Linked DNA regions of Mus musculus: region 1 is linked to region 2. A link is a loop called in an ENCODE intact Hi-C map of the cell type or tissue named here. Cell type or tissue: gastrocnemius. All regions are shown on one strand. Links, peaks and the distances in the headings refer to the core of each region. The heading gives the core; the rest is flanking DNA.

Region 1 (10,107 bases), core at 995-8,994, 99 kb after region 2:
GGTCCTTTGCAAGAACATCAGGGTTTTAAACTCCCTCTCCAGCTCCTACACTACTTTGTTTTTGGAGACCGGGTCTCACTATGTAGCTGGATCATAGGCATATGCCACTACACCGAGTTTTTGGAGTATGTAATTTTAAAGCATAACCCCCACCCCACACTGCTACAGATTGAACTCAGGGACTTGGACGTACTAGGTGAGAATTTTACCAACTGGCTATATTCCCACCCTTGTATTTCTGAGGGTAGCACAGGCGTGCCTGAACTTGCAGTCTTACCCCAGTCTCTGAAATGTGACACATCACACTCAGCTTCCGTTTCTTATGCTTGTTTTTCTGAGCATTGGCTTGGAGCAATCCTTCCTTTTTTGATCAGACTACTTTAATAAAGATCTCTCTTTAGGGGAACAAGCTGGCCACGAGATACATTTTTAGTGTTTCCTCTTGAATTTGCAATAATGTAAATGTATTAATTGACCTGTCTCTAAACATAACTACAACTGAGTATTAAGAAATGAGCAATAATTTACTGCTTTATTTTTCTATTTCAGCAAACTTCAGGGCTTTTGAGATCGATGAGAATATATGAAATGAATTTTCTTATTTTTATCTTATGTATTTTGTATATTAAATTGTAATAAACTTATGATAAACCTTAAAATGTTCTACACATTGTAGTTTATGAAAATTTGGTACTGTGTTATACTTCAGAAAGTTTTATAGAAAATTTTCTGTGCAGTCTCAAAAATACAGACATGTTTTTGTTTTTAAAGATTTATTTATTATATGTAAGTTCACTGTAGCTGTCTTCAGACACTGCAGAAGAGGGCATCAGATCTCATTACTGATGGTTGTGAGCCACCATGTGGTTGCTGGGATTTGAACTCAGGACCTTCACAGCAGTCGGTGCTCTTAACTGCTGAGCCATCTCGCCAGCCACCTACAGATATGTTTAAGATATAATCTACTCACACATCTGCACTTGTTTCCTTACTTCCATGCTAGTTACACTCCAGTTCATTGTAAAAAAGTAAATACTGGAAATTTTGTGAATTGTTATAATCTAGCTTGGGTTATATAATAACTACATAACCACAGTTAACTCTAGTAATATATTAACAGGTTTTTTTAAATTGTTTAGTCACAAAATTTCTTCTTACAAAGTTGAGAAAAATCTGTTTTTGGAGTATTGATGTACTTACTACATAATTACCAATAATTGCCTTTGGACAGTGGAAATTTTTAACTATTGTTCCCATAGGGTAGGTGGGTCAGTAGGTCTGTCTGTCCACCTAGTTTTTCAAGACACGTCTCACTATGCAGCCCTGGGTATGTATGTATGTATGTATGTATGTATGTATGTATGTATGTATGTGTGTGTGTGTGTTTTTTCAAGACAAGGTTTCACTATATAGTCCTAGCTGTCCTAGAACTTGCTCTGTAGACCAGGCTGGCCTTGAACTCACAGAGATCCACCAACTTTTGTCTTCCTGGTGCCGGGATTAAAGGCATGTGCCGCCCACACCTGACTATTCCCATCCTCGTTTTTAAACTTACAGAGCATGCGGCTTTTGCCGTTTAGCTTTGTTATGCTGAGGATGGGACTGGGAGCTCACCGACTAAGCCCCAGCCCCATAGTTTACTTTGAATCATGTGTTTCACTTTTCTGTGCTGCTATAACAATTCCAAAGACAGGATAACCTACTATGAACAAAAACCTGGGTTTGGGAGTGATTGGTCCAAGAAAGAAGGGCAAAGATAAGGACTTAGATCCTGTCTCAAAAAGGAGGAAGAGGGCTGGGTGTTTAGCTCTATACTTAAAATAGGTAACCAATTCTTGAGGATTTACTGATTCTTTCACCACAGTAGATAGCTTACAACTACCTATAATCCAACACCAAGGAATATGACTTACTCTTCTCTGTCCTTGGTGGGCACCTGCATTCCCCTGCACATATACACACAATTAACAATAAGTCTTTAAAGTGTGTGTATGTGTACACAAACACATCTAGCACGCACGTGATGTTTCTGTTGGATGTATACCTCAAATGGAATTTTTTCATTATATGCGTTTATATTCAACAGTAATTTCCCCAAATGATTGTTCTAACATATTTTCCCAACATAAGAGAGTGCCTGCCAGTGTGCTTTACAGCATGGATTTTTAATTTTTATGTGTGTTGGTGTTTTGCCTGCATGTATATCTGTGTGAGGGTGTCAGATCCCTGGAACTGGAGTTACAGACAGTTCTGACCTGCCATGTGGGTGCTGGGAATTTAACCCAGGTCCTTTCCGAGAGCAGCCAGTGCCTGCTCCTATCTGCTGAGCCATCTCTCCAGCCCTACAAAAGTTGTCTGTCTGTCTCTCTCTCTCTCTTTCTTCTAGTGGTTTAACATTATGTTACCAGGTTGGCAGGATGGCTTAGTGAATAAAAGCATTTTCTGTGCACAAGCCTAACCCCCGGAGTCCCATTCCTGGGACCCACGCTGGGAGAGAGGAACTCCCAGTTGTCTTCTGACCTACACATGCGTTCACGGTGGATGCATGCACATATACAATGATAAAATTTCAAAAAGTACATTATTTATTTACACAGGTAGAGTACGCAATAAATATCTGACGCAGACTGATCCAGTAACAGATGACATTTAAGAGGGAAGATGAGCAGCACTGGCAAGTCCATGAATAGGGAAGCTGACAGAGGAAGGGCAAAGAAAGTAAAGAACAAGAATTTGGAATGCTGAAAATGAAAGAGGAAGGGAAGTCACGCCATTTCAGGCCTCTGGGGCTTAAGCAGTTATTACTCAAATGGAGACATCTGATGGACAGTTGATGAGTCTATAAGCTTAGAATGTGAAACAGAAGTTGGTTATTTGAGTTTTATTTACTTACTTGTTTTGGGTTTTCAAGACAGCGTTTCTCTGGATTCCTTGGCTTTTCTGGAACTTGCTCTGCAGACCAGGCTGGCCTTGAACTCAGAGTCACCATGGTAGTTGAGTACATATATTTAGCATGTGAAAGAGATGGCATAACGGAGATGAGGTGTCATCCCAATCTTGGGACAGTCTACTTAAAATGTAACAGAGGAAGGCCTGCAGATTGGTGGAAAGAATGCTTGTCTCAGGTGTGAGGCCCTGGGTGTGGTTCTGTGGACATTCCCTCCCACAAAAGGAGGAGGCATAAGAGAGAAGCCTGGGAAAGGTCTTGTGATTGCAGTAATGCCAGTATAAACTGCTAAATGCTGCACTTGTAAAACAGGTCTGGGACTGCCCAGCAATCAATAAGTAACCATACCCTAGACCTGGGTGTGTGGCTCAGTGGTACAGCTCAGGCCACAGGTGGGAAGTCCTGGATCCCACACCTAGCCCTGTAACAAAACCAAGTTTCTATAGTCTGGCACAGTAAAGTTCCATTATGTAACTACTACATCTGCTGCATTGGTTCCTAGTGGAGCATTGTTAAGAGACTACAGAGTCAATCTAAGGATATCTAGTTTAAAAAAAAAGCGCAGTTATAAATTCTATTCTCAACCCAAGGAAATTGATCAGGACAAACTGTAATTTTGCTAAGTGATTTGAGAGCTTGCATTTACATTATAAAAAGCGAACACCTTTCTGATGCTTATTAATCTCTGGGATTTGTTTTGTCATCTTTTGCCCCCAAGGGTTTCTGGGAGACAACTATAAGGTGGAATACCTGAAAATGGTAAGGGTTTACTAACGTTGGTTCCACAAAGTAAAGAGAGTCAGATAAAGTTAGGTTTGTGAATTAGCTAGTAAACTTCTCTCTTGTTGGTGAAATTAAACAGTTAATAAGATAAAGACACAGCGCTGAAGATGAGGACAGTTACCACAATAGACTGCAAAGTACACGTATCCTGACACAGTAATTTAAAACCTGTAGCAGGTAGTGTCTGCTTGGTTTGAAGTAACAGTGGAGCCTATTTCTAGCATTTCTACCAGATCGCTGCCCCTCCTCCCAGGCGTTACTATGGCAACAAAGCACGCGCTGCCCGGCCTTGACAATCCAGCCGTTACCTTCTTGGACTGGTCAGTTCTCCATGAGCCAGACTCTGAAGCGCATCCTAGACACTCAATTCACCCTGATCCTTCACTGGGTCTGGGCATTGGGCCGTGTGGGTCACCATGGCCAAGGCGGCGGCCTCCTCAGCGCTGGAGGACTTGGATCTGAGCAGAGAGGAGGTGCAGCGGTTCACCTCCGCCTTTCAGGACCCAGAGTTCCGCCGAATGTTCTCCGAGTACGCCGCGGAGATCACGGACCCCGAGAACCGGAGGCGCTACGAGGAGGAGATCACAGCCCTGGAGCGGGAGCGTGGGGTGGATGTGCGGTTCGTGCACCCTGAGCCGGGCCATGTGCTGCGTACCAGCCTGGACGGGGAGCACCGCTGCTACGTGAACGTGTGCAGCAACTCACTGGTAGGCGTACCTAGCAGCCGGCCCGGCCCGGGGCGCGGCGGCACGGCAGCTGGCAGCCACTGGTCCCTGCCCTATAGCCTGGCTCCCGGCCGCCAGTATGCCGGCCGCAACGGCGCCCGCTACACCGTCTACGACGTGGTCTTCCACCCCGAAGCGCTGGCGCTGGCCCGGAGCCACGAGCGCTTCCGCGAAATGCTGGACGCCACGGCCCTGGAGGCGGTGGAGCAGCAGTTCGGCGTCAGGCTGGACCGCAGGAACGCCAAGACCCTGAAGATCAAGTACAAGGGGATGCCCGAGGCCGCAGTGCTCCGCACGCCCCTACCCGGGGGCGTCCCGGCCCAGCCCGAGGGGGAGCCACCAGGGCTTTTCCCGGACCCACCATATCCATACCGCTACCCCGCGGCAGCGGCGGCGAACACTGCCCGCTCGCCCGCGTCCCCCGCTCCCGAGGCCGTGCAGCGCCCAGAGCCCACGGAGCCGCGCTGCTCCGTGGTGCAGCGCCACCACGTAGACCTCCAGGATTACCGCTGCTCGCGCGACGCGGCCCCGAGCACCGTGCCGCACGAGCTGGTGGTCACCATCGAGCTGCCGCTGCTGCGCTCGGTCGAGCGGGCGGAGCTGGAGGTGAAGGGGAAGCTGCTGTGCCTGGACTCGAGAAACCCCGACTACCGGCTGCGGCTCTCGCTGCCGTACCCGGTGGACGACGGCCGCGGCAAGGCACAGTACAACAAGGCGCGGCGGCAGCTGGTGGTCACGCTGCCGGTGGCGCTGGCCGACGCGCGCCAGGAACCCCCGGCCGCGACACCGGAAGAGCCCGCGGAGGAGACCGGAACTGACGACGTAGCCCGCACTTCCGCGGGCGATTTTGCAGCGGCGCGGGAAGAGTCTGCAGATGGAACCGGAGCTGACCACGGGGAGAAGAGCGGTGTGGGAGCCCCAGACCCCGGGGCTGCACACGCTGAAGGGGAGCTCGTTCCCGAACCGGAGCAGGACTTCGGAGGGGACTCGGTGGCACCTCTAGACCTCGGGAAAGGGACTTCTCCTGGGGACCGAAGCCTCCCTTACTCTGCTTTCCCGGGCGGCGACACCGAATCCCTGTGCGGAGACCCCGGTGTCCAGACGAATGAGGAGCAGGAGAGGACCCGCCACGACACCGCGGGCTCAGCCATGGGTGACCCCGGAACCGAGAGCATCGCACCCGTGTGCCCTCCTTTACAGTGTAATCAGGACGAAGACTCCTTGACTTTGCTCATCCAAGTGCCTGGGATTCTGCCACAAACTCTTCACGGACATCTAAGCCCCGTCGGTTACGAATTGTGCTTCTCTACACAAGACTCGGGTTATTCCTGCACTTTGCAGTTTGCTCCAGAGAATAAGTTGAGTACCAGAGAACCCGAGACTAGCGTTTCTTTAAATAATGCAGTCATAGTACTGGCAAAATCTCCAGAGAGCCACGGACTTTGGCGAGAGTGGTATTGTGGCTTGAACAAGGAGTCTTTGGAGGTAACCGTTCTCACTATTTGAAATACTCTATCTTACTTTAAACATTTTTTGTTACAGGCACATAAACAAATATTTTCTATCTATTCATACGATGACAGTGCAGGCTAAGCTCATTCTCAAAGAGAAGATTGCACGTATTCTATCCTAAGGATGCTCTTAAGCCTTCACGGTTGACCCGTATTACACCTGTTTACTCGGGGTCCACCGACTAGAAAACCAGTGGATTTTAGTGACTTCTCTCTAGACTTCTGGAAATGTATGCAAGAAATTGAGGGTTCAGTCTCTCCTGAGAAAAAGGTTATAACTATAGTTAGTAAGATCTTGTCTCAAAAAAACAAGTGTGTGTGTGGATTGGGCACTTGGTAATTTTGTTTGAGGTTTATATCAAAGTTATATGTAAACTGCAACAGTGAAGAGGCTAAGGTGTAGTTCGGTGGCAGAGTGTTGGCCTGCAGCCTCCCAGAAAGTCAAGTTGTCACAGACAACAATAGCTTTGTAGACTGTTCAACCCTGAGCTCTGAGCTCCAGCCTGCCAAAACAGTTCACTTCTTCTAGATGTTTTTCTAAATCACAGTGGGATTAAGGCATATTTGAAGACTTAAGTAGATTTATTATAATTATACCATTAATTATTATCACCTGTGATGGGGCTAATGGGATCATAAAACCCGTTCTTTTATTTTATACTATACTGTATCAAGCCCCAAGTATCGGACATAATGATGCGTTCAGGAGCGTTACACCCTAACGTTCAGGAGCCTGAGGCAGGAGGATTATGAGTTTGAGGCCAGTTTTTTTTTTTTTTTTTTTGGTTTTTCGAGACAGGGTTTCTCTGTATAGTCCTGGCTGTCCTGGAACTCACACTGTAGACCAGGCTGGCCTTGAACTCAGAAATCCGCCTGCCTCTGCCTCCGGAGTGCTGGGATTAAAGGCGTGTGCCACCACACCCAGCTTGAGGCCAGTTTTATAGTGAGACACAGTCCTAAAAAAAAAAGAAAATTGGGAGTAGTGAGACATACAGTAATTTCATTACTATATATGTTTTTATGAAACTAGTCATAGAGAGACTCGTGGCTTTCAAGGCCAGAATTGTCACTTTACACATAAAAAGTACTAAATACATATTTATTTACACCCTAAGTAGTAACTAAGTTTTAGGGCCAGTGAATTCAGCCACTCATAATAAAATCAGTCATTAGGATAAATATGAATTTTCTGTAGTTACCATTTCCATATAGATATTTCCTTGAATTCCTGAGAATTCAAAATATTTGGTGTATCTTTTTTTCAGAATGAAGCAGAGGTAATAAATGAATGAATATAAGACCATGAATCTCAAATGTTAGCAAGGCAAATTGCTCTAAATATAAAATTATTCTAATCCATTAGTTCTCTTGCAAATTCAAATATTGTTTAATTTAATTGAACATAACTTGAAACATATCTCTAATTTTTGTCCCCCCTCTTTGGACCACCTAATAATCTTTACTTTGTAATTACAATATTATTTAAATAAAAGCACAGAAGATAATTTTATTTGAGGTAACACTGAACCAATCTTATAAATTAGTTTAAATATGGTTAAATGGCTAAATCTCACTTGACTGAATATAAACAAATTATATGGTGTTTGGATTTGGGTGATAGTGATGTTTAAATTCTCTATTAATAGTTGAGAAATCTTGTGTTGTAAAACTACTTAGTTAGGCTGGAGAGATGGCTCAATGGTTAAGAGCACTGACTGCTCTTCCAGAGGTCCTGAGTTCAAATCCCAGTAACCACATGATGGCTCACAACCATCTGAAATGAGATCTGATGCCCTCTTCTGGTGTGTCCGAAGACAGCTACAGTGTACTTATATATAATAAATAAATAAATCTTTTAAAAAATTAAAGTTACAGGAATGGGGTGTCCACAGGAGGAATTGAAGAGGAAGAGGGATGGATGGAAACTATATAATTACAGTATACAACTCTGAAATTCTCAAAAATAATAATAAAATAAATATTTTTTTAAAAACTAGTTTAAGTAACTCTATACACATAAAATATTTCACTCTATACTATATAACTATATACACTAAAGTATTTCAATTCTTAGGAATAAAACATATGGTGACTTCTTTGAAAAGCCCACACCCATGTTCTAGAGTGTCTCTCCAAGTGCCACTCTTGGTTCTCACGCTCTTTTCCTGAATGTCTCTCTAGACCCTTGGCTGCCCTGGAACTAACTCTGTTGTAGATGAGGCTAACCATGTCTTCTGCCTCCTGAGTATCCTGATAAAGATGTGAGGCGCCTTATCTTACCATTATCCTTGTTCCTAGAGTCAGTACTAAATATTTTTGTTAAACCCTGACATTGCTTCAAAAATCAAAAATAAATAGAATTTATTTCTTTTAAATATTGTAATTGGCCCTTTTGTGGCTAAGAACTTTGTGTTTTACTTCGTTTTGTTTCAGAGGTCTGAGGTGGCCTGAGCTAGCCCATGTAGCTGAAGGTGACCCTGAACTTATGATCTTCCTGCCTCTACTTCCCAGGTGCTAGAGAATAGAGGTTTGTGCCACTACATCCAGTTTACAGTCAAGAATTTTAACAGGGGCTGGAGAGATGGCTCAGAGGTTAAGAGCACTGACTGCTCTTCTGAAGGTCCTGAGTTCAAATCCCAGCAACCACATGGTGGCTCACAACCATCTGTAATGAGATCTGATGCCCTCTTCTAGGGTATCTGAAGATAGCTACAGTATACTTACATATAATAAATAAATCTTTAAAAAAAAAAGAGAGAGACCAGTTTTAAGGGCTGGTGAGATGGCTCAGTGGGTAAGAGCACCCGACTGCTCTTCCGAAGGTCCAGAATTCAAATCCCAGCAACCACATGGTGGCTCACAACCATCCGTAACAAGATCTGCCTCCCTCTTCTGGTGTGTCTGAAGACAGCTACAGTGTACTTACATATAATAATAAATAAATCTTTAAAAAAAAAAAAAAGAATTTTAGCAGGTCTATTTGAACAGATCTAGTTCTGTATATTTCTTAGCTGGTTCATTAGGAATTAATAGAAGACTGAACTATAGCCTTTGCAGTGAATATTCCTAAGACAGAACAAGAGGCACCAGCACTTAGGGGTGGAGGCAGAAGGATCACCAGCAGGTACCCAGAGGCTCCCCTGGGCTACCTCTGACACTATATATATTTGGGAGAAATGAAAGAAGAATGCTGTTTGTAAGCTCATCCTCGTAGGAAAAGCACAGCTCTACTTTAGTAAACTCAGGAAAAGCACCAAGACGTTTTCCTTCCTCTTTGGTGTTTTGAGACAGGGTTTCTCTGTATAGCCCTGGCTGTCCTGGAACTCACTCTGTAGACCAGGCTGGCCTCAAATTCAGAAATCCACCTGACTCTGCCTCCCGAGTGTTGGGATTAAAGGTGTGCACCACCAAGCCTGGCTTTCCTTTCTCTTTTTAGGTAGATCTCATGAATACATGTTTTTCATATTAGTTATATTCTGGGCAATACTAGATTTTTTTTTCTTCTTTACTTTAGGAAAGATTGTTTATCAATGAAGAAAATGTTAATGGGTTTCTTGAAGAGGTCCTTTGCTCCCCATTGAAGCAGGCAAGGTCTCTGGCCCCACCGCTGATTGAGGTTCTTCAGGCCACTGATGAGCAGGTTCAGATCCATGCAGAGGTAAGAGCTTAGAGGGCAGTCAAAAATAGTGACTGACGGCAATACCAGTGACTGTTGGCCAAATGACTGCAGTTCTTCAATTTTTGACATCAGAATTTGAAATAACATGTACATAATGGGTGGGCAGAGTGTGGTGGTAAGACTTCTGTCTGCATGTCTACTATATAATAAAACATTTTTATTTTCATGTTACAAATCATTTTACTGTGAGTAAACACCAGAGAGATTTAAAAAGTCAGATGAATTTAATAGTTACTAAACAGCAATTGAACTTGCAAATGAATCTTAGAGTCAGAATTTTACAGTTAGACAATTTTAGCAGTTTGTCTTGCTGTGGTTTGAAATCCAGAATCTTATAGTCTGTGTAACATTTATAAGAGCACCACACACAGCAAAAGCATTTAAGACTCACACAAGGCAAAAAGATATTCATCATGGCCTCACTGCTAAGAATATACCAAAGAACAATTTAGTTAGCTATAA
Region 2 (10,082 bases), core at 1-8,000:
AGTCATATAATCCTCTCACTTGATTACTCTATGAAGAATAAGAAAGATTACAAAGATAAACAACTGACATTTTCTTTTTAATTTGCACTAATGTGTTGGAGTATGTATGTAACATGGAACACACATGTGCCACGGTGTTCTGGAGTCACTTCTAACCTCCCATCTTTACAGGGGTCTGGGGGTCACACTCAGCTCACCAGGGCTGTGCATCGAGTGGGCTACGCACTGAACAGCTCCCTGGCCCAGTAACTGATGTTGCTAAAGAGGCATTTTCTGGGATCCTTTCCTACCTTATTGAGATACTATTCATGATACTGATCATATAAAAGTAATTTTTGTATACAGATAAATATTAAATGCAGTCTCCAGGACTCAGGCACATACAAAAAAATCTTAATGCAGACACATCTGCAGTCCAACTTTTGTTACAATCCTTGCAAATAGTACAAGGGCCCCCTGGGGAGTTAGTGGCACTCAGCCTTCCTAATGCCACGCCTTTTAATACAGTTCCGCAAGTTGTGGTGACCCTCAACCATAAAATTATTTTTGTTGCTACTTTGTAACTGTATTTTGCTACTGTTATGAGAACAGTATGTTTATTACTGTTGTGTAATGTAAATAACTGTTTTCCAATGGTCTTAGGCAGCCCCGAGCAAGGGTCATTTAACCCCACTCCTCCCCCACAGGAGTCACCCGCACTGTTGCGAGCTGCTGTCCAGCCGGCTCCTGAACAGACCGTGGCCCTGCTCTCAGTCACCTGACTTTGGAGGACTCGCAGCCCCACCCACGCTAACAGGCTGCTCGAGCCAAGCTTCCGGTTCATCCACTCATTCTGAGGGCAAAACTGCTTGTGCAAATCCTGAGTCTTCGGTCAGCTGTGTCCTTGTTCCGGTCTTCAACCCTTCAGATGTTAACTCTAACAAAGACCAGGTTTACCATAGGGCCTCAAATTCCCTTATTTAATCCTAACAACGAGTTATTACAAGATTTGCCTCAGGCTACTCAGCAAGCAGTGGCGAGCCCAGGAGTCCCCCTTTCCTGTGCACACTGCCTTATTTCATCCCTGCCTCCTCCCTGGCCACTATCTCACAGGGATAAAAACTGGCCTTCACTGAAAATGAGTGACTACTAATGGTTCGGTAATGGAGCAGCTAGCCATGAAGCTCTCCTCCTCTCCCTGCTGGAAGGACCTTATAAACTAACCATCAGAAAATGCCCACAGGCTGCAGAGATGGCTCAGTGGTTATGAGCACTGACTGCTCTTCCAGAGGTCCTGAGTTCAAATCCCAGCAACCACATGGTGGCTCACAACCATCTGTAATGAGATCTGGTGCCCCCTCTTCTGTGTCTGAAGACAGCTACAGTGTGCTCATATACATAAATAAATCTTAAGAAAGAAAGAGAGGAACTTTCCACTCTGACCATTTCTCCATGCCCTTCAGAAGGGTCTCATGCCCATGTCAACACTTGGGTGGTGGGAACAGCCAGATCTGGAAAGAGTCCAAGGCCAAACTCCATGACAGTGGCTCAATGCTAGTGTTCACAAACAGAATTATGAGTAACATACGTTAGACCAAAGTGTGATTGACCAACAGGTCTACCTTCCTCAAAGGACATTTATATTTTGAAAAGGTTTATTGAAGTTGATTAGTTTTGCCGGCATGCCTGTCTGTGCATCCCTGGGGTGCAGTGCCCAGAAAGGCCAAAGGAGGGACATGAGATCCCCTGGGACTGGAATTACAGTTGTGAGTGGCCATGGGGGTGTTAAGAGTCCAACCCAGAAATGTGGCCAATGCTGGTAACCACTGAGTCACCTCTCCACCCCTGGAATTTATGTTTTAATAATAGTCACTACACAGCTGGCATGGGGGCGCACGCCTTTAGTCCCAGCACTGGGGAGGCAGAGGCAGGCAGATTTCTGAGTTCAAGGCCAGCCTGGTCTACAGAGTGAGTTCCAGGACAGCCAGGGCTACACAGAGAAACCCTGTCTCAAAAAACCAAAAATAAATAAATAAATAAATAAATAAATAAATAATAGTCACTACACACCTGCTCTCTACTATAGTCACTACACACCTGCTCTCTAATCTCTAGAATTCTCGACATCGACCTCTAAATACCTGATTCCTGGAAGCCAGGGACAACAGAATGCATTAATTCACGCTGGCAAAATAACTAATGGTTAAACCGACAAGGTATGGGACAGTTGTCTCAAAATGGCCACCTATGATCAGGTCGTCAGTACTATAAGCTATTAGAGTCCTTAAGCAAACCACAGGCGCAGAGAACTGGACTTCCCAAGGGGGGTGGGGGGGCGTCATTTTAACACTAAAATAGTTTTAGGTCAAATGGCTCAAATGAGTGTGCACCACATGAAATCCAAGAACTAGAGTGAGTGTATCATGGAATTCTAAAACCAGTACAGAAGAACCAGTGAGCAGCGGTTTAAGGAGGTAACTGAGCAGTATTCCCCAGCTCGCGGTATAAAACAATGCAAATGACTAAAAAGATACTTGGTCACAAAGTCCAAAGGCCTGCACTCCAATTACATACGCTGCTGGGGATTCACTGGCTATTTTTTCCTTTAAAATCCGCAGTAAGGCCTACTGAGGAGCAATCCTTTCTCAGCTGAGACCAGTTAAGAAAAATGGCCCTGCGTTCAAACAATAGATAGGTGGGGGCATCTGCACAGGTGTTGATGACACCGTTACACCTTCGGGGAGGTTGAGCAAGCGATTCCTGTGGCCTTGGTTCACACAGTGACAATATTGTTGAATATAGTGTCTGTCGGCTAAATGGCCCCAGCTCCGGGCGACCGGGCCCAAAGGTATATGAGTGATTCTCACACACCCTCGCCCCCACCCTTTTCCGTACCTCGGGCCACAGTCACCCGCTACGCGACCCACAATAACAGAACCTCGCTCCGCTCACTCCAAAGACAATGCGTAGGGGGTGCGTGGGATAGGCTGACTCATAAGTTCAAGAGAGCGGTGACAATAGCCCAGGATCCCCGAATCCACCAGGGCAGGGCGGGAAGATGCTCTCCTGAATGAGCAAGAGCCGCGGCGGCGATCGTGCCCACTCCGCCCTACTGACCTTGTAGCCGCCCCAGACGAACATGTGGCGCCCATCGCTGACAGCGACGTGGCCGCTGCGTTCAGCCGGGCAGGCCAGCTCCATGGCCTCGTAGTTCTCGAAGGCCGGGCCCGGCAGATCCTCCGCTCGAGCATCCTCGTTGCCATCAGCCATCTTGAGGCTGCACCGCTGGCCACCGAGACCGCTCCGGCCCCGCAGACGGGAGACAAAGGAAAGCGGAGCGGTGGACCGCGGCGCGCAGCCAGCGCTGACGACCCGCCTGTCCTGCGCTACGCCTCCGCCTCCGGGACGAGCGCTGGGGCGCGCGCCGACAGCGGCTGCGGGTCTCGCGGGGACCGCGCCGCGGCCGGGTCCTGGCTCAGAGCGGGAGAGCGGCCGACGGGGCTCGCACTCGCAGCCCGCCCCGCCTCCGGCCGCCGGGGCCTTGTTTATGCCGCCGCCGGAAGTCGTCCGCAGCGGACACTGTCCCCACGCTCCGGAAGCGCTCTCGCCCCCTGCGCTGCTGAGCCTCCCGTCGTCCGGTCCCACCGCAGTGCTGTCCTACTGCTGTGTAGTCCTCCCAGTCGGGCCCTTGGGCATCTGAGTCCTCCCAACATCCGTCCTCCCGCCTCAGGGTGCTCTGGCCTGGATAGTTCCTAAACCATAACAACCCACCCTTGGGGAAAGAATGCGAATCCCAGACTCACAATCTGGGCTTCTAAGAGGCCAAATGAAAATTACGAATTATTTAAACCCAATTCCTCGCCCATAAAATAAGGCTGGTCTGGAAAACACTTCAGGCTCCTCATTTAAATGGTGGCTCTCCGTGCTGCTCATCTTGTCTTTTTTTTTTTTCTTTCTCCCTCTCTTCGTTTTGGGACTGCTAAATATATACTGAGCAAAATACACACTTAACAAAAACGACCAAAAAAAGCTTTTCTCTTTGAAACTCTCACCAGTTGCTGGAGATGTACTTGCTGAAACACAAGAGTTAAGGGTCTGGGGTTTGAGATTAAAGCGCTGGGATAAAAGGTGTGCTCCACCAGGCAGATTCTGTTTCTTGACCAGATTCATCCAGGTCTCCCTGGGGCAATTTTGCCATGCAAGAGATGTCCAGTGCCCTTGGTGCTGTGCTGAGGGGGGCCTTCCTCACTGCCATTGCAAGAGACAGTCAGAGAGAGAAATGGCCTTCCTGCTGCTGCCCAGGGTGTATACTGTCAAAAAGAGATTGGCAGCGTTTCCACCAGCCACTTCGTGCTGGATGACACTGGAGAAGAAAATCTAGCATCAGTTTCATGTTTGGCGGGTAGAAGACATCTCTCACTGTTGGCCACAACCTCTCACACTGCAAATCTGCTGTAATGTGAATGACCAATTTGCACTAAGCTGAGGTTTGTGGTGAGCAACTGATCGTCCAACAGTGGAAATCACCTTGCCCTAGGGGTCAGGAGCATGCAAGTGGATATTCCTCCACAGATCAGCCTTATTCCAGATGAGCTGCACTTGGACACATTTTACTGCCTCGTGATTATTGTTTGCAAGAAAAATTTGATGGTGTTGTGGGGATAGCCACTAGAGAGGACAGCTCAGACATGAACTTAAGGCAATAGAAAGTCTTTATTAGTTTGGGATCCCAGTGTAGCAACGAGCCTTTCTCAGAGTGAGCTTTTAAGCACAAAACCCATGTTCTGGACGGATACACTTCAGTTAACAAGAACAGTTAGCATCCCAGAGAATCTTGCCACAGAAGCCAGATGAAGGTAATCTACACCACAGAGCCACTGCTGTCCCTTGTCCTCAAGAGACTAGACTTCTGTCACTCCATGAGACTATCAATAGTTACAAATAGTCCTGGGCCATTGTAGAAGGATTTTTATCCAGCAACATGGCTACTCTGATTGGAATACAGACACACCCTTAGCACACACTTTAATCTCAAATGATGAAGGTAAAGTTAGTTTGTAGAAGGAAGCACCCATGTTTGAAAGTGATGTTTAGTTGAATAGCAGACATAGTGGCAGATCAGAGAAAGATTTGATAGAACAGGATGTACCCAACGCTCACAAGGAGAGGAAAGGGGAACTCCTCAAGGGCCAGTGCAGAGAGAGAGAAGAGGCAGCTTTACTTGGAGAGGGTACAGAGACAAGTTGCAGAGAGAGAACATGCTAGCCACAGGTGAAGACAGAAAGCCAGAGAATGAGAAGGAGCAGAAGATTAGAACATGTCGCCAAAGTTAGTTATGAGGCCAAGCAGAGCAATCAGGAGAAGCCAAGAGAAATGAGATTGAGGGCTGGCGAGATGGCTCGGTCGTTAAGAGTGCCAACTGCTTTCTGAAGGTCCTGAGTTCAAATCCCAGCAACCACATGGTGGCTCACAACCATCCTTAATGAAATCCGATGCCCTCTTCTGGAGTATCTGAGGACAGCTACAGTGTACTTACATATAATAAATAAATGAATAAATACATAAATAAATATACAAATACATAAATACATAAAAATTTTTAAAAAAAGAACTGAGATTGAATCAGTCAGCTTGGAGAGGAGTTTTGAATCAGAACAGCTGAGTTGAACCAACCAGAACTCAGAAAGAACTAGAGAAGGTGAGTTTAATTCAGCAGTAAGTCTCAGAGGCTGAAAACATTCTAGGCCTAGATTAGATTGTAGGGAGGCTAGAAGATTCCAGGACTAAGTTTAGGTTAGCAGACCCAAGTGATAAGGATGCCTCAGAGATAACAATTGCATCTTCTGGCCAAGAAAAGATGCTGTTACAAGCCATTTCCACTTTAGAGAATATATATATATATATATATATATATATATATATATAGAGAGAGAGAGAGAGAGAGAGAGAGAGAGAGAGAGAGCCTGGAACTCCAGCACAAGACTGTAGCTAGTGAGACTTTCTGCTGCAGTCCAGGCAGAAGAGTGGAGATGAAGGGCTCAACCTGTGCAGGTAAGGAGCTGGTGTGTGTACAGTGTGGTCAGTGGAGGGGGTGGACAGCTGCTGGCCAGCAAGCTCGAGGAGGGCCTGTGTACAAAGAATGCAAACCTCATCTCAGGAGAGTAAAAGCTGGTCGGGAAGATAGACTGTATCCTCTATGCTCTGTAACCTTGTCTGTCCCAGCCAGAACAGCCCCAGGGTGCCTCCACTTTCAGATAGGAGTGGGTGGGGCAGAGGAAAGTTAGACACAGAGCTAGCACAAACTGGCACATGTGATTTGAAAAAAAACAAAAAGACTTAAAGGAAAATAAGTCCAGGCTGGCTTCAAACCAATGTAGCTGAAGGTGAAGTTGAACCTCTGATCTCCCTGCCTCTACCTCACAAGTGTTAGGATCCAGGTGTGTGCCACCACTCCTGTTTTACTCCCTGCCTCTACCTCACAAGTGTTAGGATGCCAGGTGTGTGCCACCACTCCTGTTTTACTCCCTGCCTCTACTTCACAAGTGTTAGGATTCAGGTGTGTGCCACCACTCCTGTTTTACTCCCTGCCTCTACCTCACAAGTGTTAGGATTCCAAGTGTGTGCCACCACTCCTGTTTTACCCATTGACAAGGAGGGCCTTGAACATGCAACTCATTCCTCCATCTGTGTGGGAAATTGCTACATCCCTGACACCCTTTCGAACAAGTTGTCTTCTGTAAAGCTGACTACAAAACAAAAAGTGATGTTAAGTAACGGGCTGGGGAGATGGCTCAGAGGTTAAGAGCACTGGCTGCTCTTCCAGAGGACTCTAGTTCAATTCCCAGCACCTACACGGCAGCTCACAACTAGCTGTAGCACCAGTCCTACATGGACCACTACCCTCTGCTAACTCCAGGGGCACCAAGCGTTCATTTGGTGTACAGACATACATTCAGACAAATAGCTATATGGATAAAATGATTTTAAAATGTTTTTAAAGTTTAGTTAAAGTGTTTGTGGATTACAGGTTTCGAGAGCAGTAAAAGGAATAATAGGAAAAATAGACTAGATTGTAAAAGCTCTTTAATGGCCATATCATTTTTTTTACAGGTTTAGAAAGGTTAATACAAGAGTTCATATGGAATCACAAATATCCAAAGCAATACTGAGGCTTAAGAACAATACTAGAGGTGTCACAATACCCAGCCTCAAATTATACTGTAGAACTATAGTGACAGAGAGAGAGAGAGACTGGTACTGATGTGAGATCAGACAGACAGAACAATGGGAAAGAATAGAGGACCCAGAAATAAAACTGAAAAGCCGAGTTCACTTACATTTTGACAAAGGAGGCAATGTGCACTGACTAGAAGATAGCCTGTTCAACAAATGGGGCTGCCAAAGCTGGGCTTCTCCCTACATGTTATCTTTCACCTGCACACAAACCAATCCAAAATGGATCAAAGGCCTAGTTTAAAACAGGGAACACTGAAACTTCTAGAAGAAAACACAGAGGATACCCTTCAAGATACCAGGGAATAGAGAACCTTTTAAATGGAGGACCAACTGCACAGGAACTAGCCCCAAGCACCAGCACATGGTCTACAGGAAAGTCAAGTTTCTGCTTAGCAAAGGAAACGGTCAGCAGAGCACAGGTGGCCCACGGCCCGGGACATCATCTGTACCAGCTACGCCTCATCCAGAAGTAACGGAGAACAGCAGAAATTAAATACCAAGGAAATAAAACTGCTAGTCAACAAATAGGCAAGTTAAAAATAAAAAGAAACACACTCGGCCAGTAGCTATTTTTAAGAGTGTTCCATTGACCTAGCCATCAGGGAAATGCAAATTAAAACTACTTTGAGATGGTGCCTCATCCCAGTCAGAATGGCCACCATCAACCAATCTGACAACGAATGTTGGAGAAGATGAAGAGAGAAAGGAACCTTTGTTCACTGTTGGTGGAGATGCATATTAAGGCAGCCATTATAGAAGTCAGCTTGGAGATTTCTCAAAAAAATTAAAAATAGAATTACTGTATGACCCACCAATTTCCCTCCTGAGCATATACCCAGGGCATGCTATATCTTACCATAGACACGTTTGCATCCCATACTTATTTATGCTTTAATCATTGTAGCAAAGAATTGGAATCAATCCAGTTGTCTATTGACAGATGAATAAGTAATGAAACTTTGGTATACATAAGAAGTGGACTACTAACTTGTTGGATGACGGTCTCAGGTCATGAGGGACTGAGCCAGGCTGTACTGGGCAATAGCCCCTAGCCAGAGAGAATGGCTGCAGTCTTGACCATTCCACTCCATCTGCAGAAGCAATATGCCTGGGTATTAAATAGAACCCACCCTGCTCCTAGTCAAACCACCCCCAAATTAGGTGTAACTTCCTGCTGTGTGTGCATGTGCGTGCACATCTGTGTGTTTGTATATGAGTGTATGTCGATGTCGATGTGTGTGTGTGTGTGCGTGCCCCAGCCTCTCTAAATGTGCTCAGCTTTCATCCTATAGAAAGGCTAGGGCCTCTCAACTGCTTTGTTCCAGCAAAGCAGTCTCAGCTGAGACACAGTCTGTCTACCTTGGTTGTTTTGTTTTGTTTTACACTTCTTAGCTCTTAGAAGTGCTTAGAAAAATGAAGATAAACTTTTTTTTTCAGGGAAGAAAAGAGAAAAAGAAGAACACAGAAGAGGAAGGACTGAATGCAGGCGACGGACACGTCTTTCCAGTTCTAATTTGTCATGGATTTTTTTGGTTTAGGTGGTAGGTGAGTGTATACAATACACTTAATACCAAAAGCATAAAGTTCAATTCGAAGCTTCACAGCGTCCCTTCTGACTGCCAACTCAAACTGTCTAAGTCCATTTAGTTGTCCAGACTTTGGGTCTGGTTTATTTCGGTGTGTGATGTATTTACTTGCAAGACTTTTTTTTTTAATAATAATAAAGTTTGTTTAAAAAATAAAATTTAAGAGATCTTTAACTTGAGTTTTTGTACCCTGACATAATTTTGGGAGAAATGAAGGAAGTTATAACAAGTCACTGACATTTTATCTAAACAGCAATCAAATTTCCAAATGAAGAAATAGTTCTTTTCAACCTCAGCTCTCCAGAGGCTGAGACAGGAGGACTGCCATGAGTTTGAAGCAAGCTTGGACTACAGAGAGATCTTGTGAAATATATGTATATATTAAGCTCTCAAGGAGATGGTTTAGTTGGGGAAGTACTGATCAAGCATAAGGACTTGAATTCAGATCCTAGAACCTGTAAGACCCGAATGCCTGTGCTCTGGGCACCGGGAGGAAGAGAGGAGAGCAGCTCCCGAGAGCCTACTCCCTAGCCAACCTCAGCTGCGTTGGTAAACTCCATGGAGAGACAGAGTCTCAAAAAAAAGATGGAGAGTAACTGAGGCAAATGCACATGTCATCTCCTGGTGGACACATCCACATACATGTACACATATGCATCCACATGCAAATGTATAACACACACACAAAAGCACACACGCGTGGGCAAGTTCTTCAGTCCCTTCATAAGAACCAAGAAGATAAACCATTTCCATTCTTTGTGTTTACCTTTTATTTCCACTCAAAGTCGATGTTCAAGAATATTTTTAGATTCTGAGAAGTTGACTCACATCAGAACCAAACCTATTTATAACAACATGCTTTTGATCTTGGAATCAAAATCAAGAAATAGGTAGAATACTGTACTGGCTGGTTTTGTGTCAACTTGACACAGCTGGAGTTATCACAGAGAAAGGAGCTTCAGTTGAGGAAATGCCTCCATGAGATCCAACTGTAAGGCATTTTCTCAATTAGTGATCAAGCGGGAAACTTGTGGGTGGGACCATCTCTGGGCTGGTAGTCTTGGGTTCTATAAGAGAGCAGGCTGAGCAAGGCAGGGGAAGCAAGCCAGTAAAGGACATCCCTCCATGGCCTCTGCATCAGCTCCTGCTCCCTGACCTGCTTGAGTTCCAGTCCCGACTTCTTTCAGTGATCAACAGCAATGTGGAAGTGTAAGCCAAATAAACCCTTTCCTCCCCAGCTGCTTCTTGGTCCTGATGTTTGTGCAGGAATAGAAACCCTGA

Evidence for each region. A loop is a pair of places that touch in the nucleus more often than their neighbours do. Peaks named below come from ENCODE experiments on the same cell type or tissue, not always from the same donor. Only the 100,000 strongest peaks of a DNase experiment are listed, where the experiment ranks them.
Region 1: a loop joins it to region 2, with 2.4 times the contacts of the local background. A loop is called at or near these places in 14 of 42 quality-filtered maps.

The regions. Positions count from the first base shown.
Region 1 is chr12:69,192,325-69,202,431 of GRCm38, reverse strand. Dnaaf2 (dynein, axonemal assembly factor 2) reads left to right here and starts at 4,003. Exons shown (of 3, transcript NM_027269.4): 1 at 4,003-5,940; 2 at 9,481-9,624. The coding sequence starts at 4,147. 9330151L19Rik (RIKEN cDNA 9330151L19 gene) reads right to left here and starts at 5,221. Exons shown (of 2, transcript NR_033222.1): 1 at 4,817-5,221; 2 at 2,564-4,704. It overlaps Pole2 (polymerase (DNA directed), epsilon 2 (p59 subunit)), which reads left to right. Exons shown (of 19, transcript NM_011133.2): 19 at 550-653. The coding sequence ends at 568. In gastrocnemius, for the core only: a CTCF peak has its summit at 4,901; DNase peaks (open chromatin) are centred at 4,035, 4,508 and 5,234; H3K4me3 peaks cover 3,041 bases; H3K27ac peaks cover 2,014 bases.
Region 2 is chr12:69,290,162-69,300,243 of GRCm38, reverse strand. It overlaps Klhdc2 (kelch domain containing 2), which reads right to left and starts at 3,563. Exons shown (of 13, transcript NM_027117.3): 1 at 3,097-3,563; 2 at 1-28. The coding sequence starts at 3,249. In gastrocnemius, for the core only: no CTCF peak of the experiment used is centred there; DNase peaks (open chromatin) are centred at 775, 1,735, 3,551 and 4,215; H3K4me3 peaks cover 3,598 bases; H3K27ac peaks cover 6,745 bases.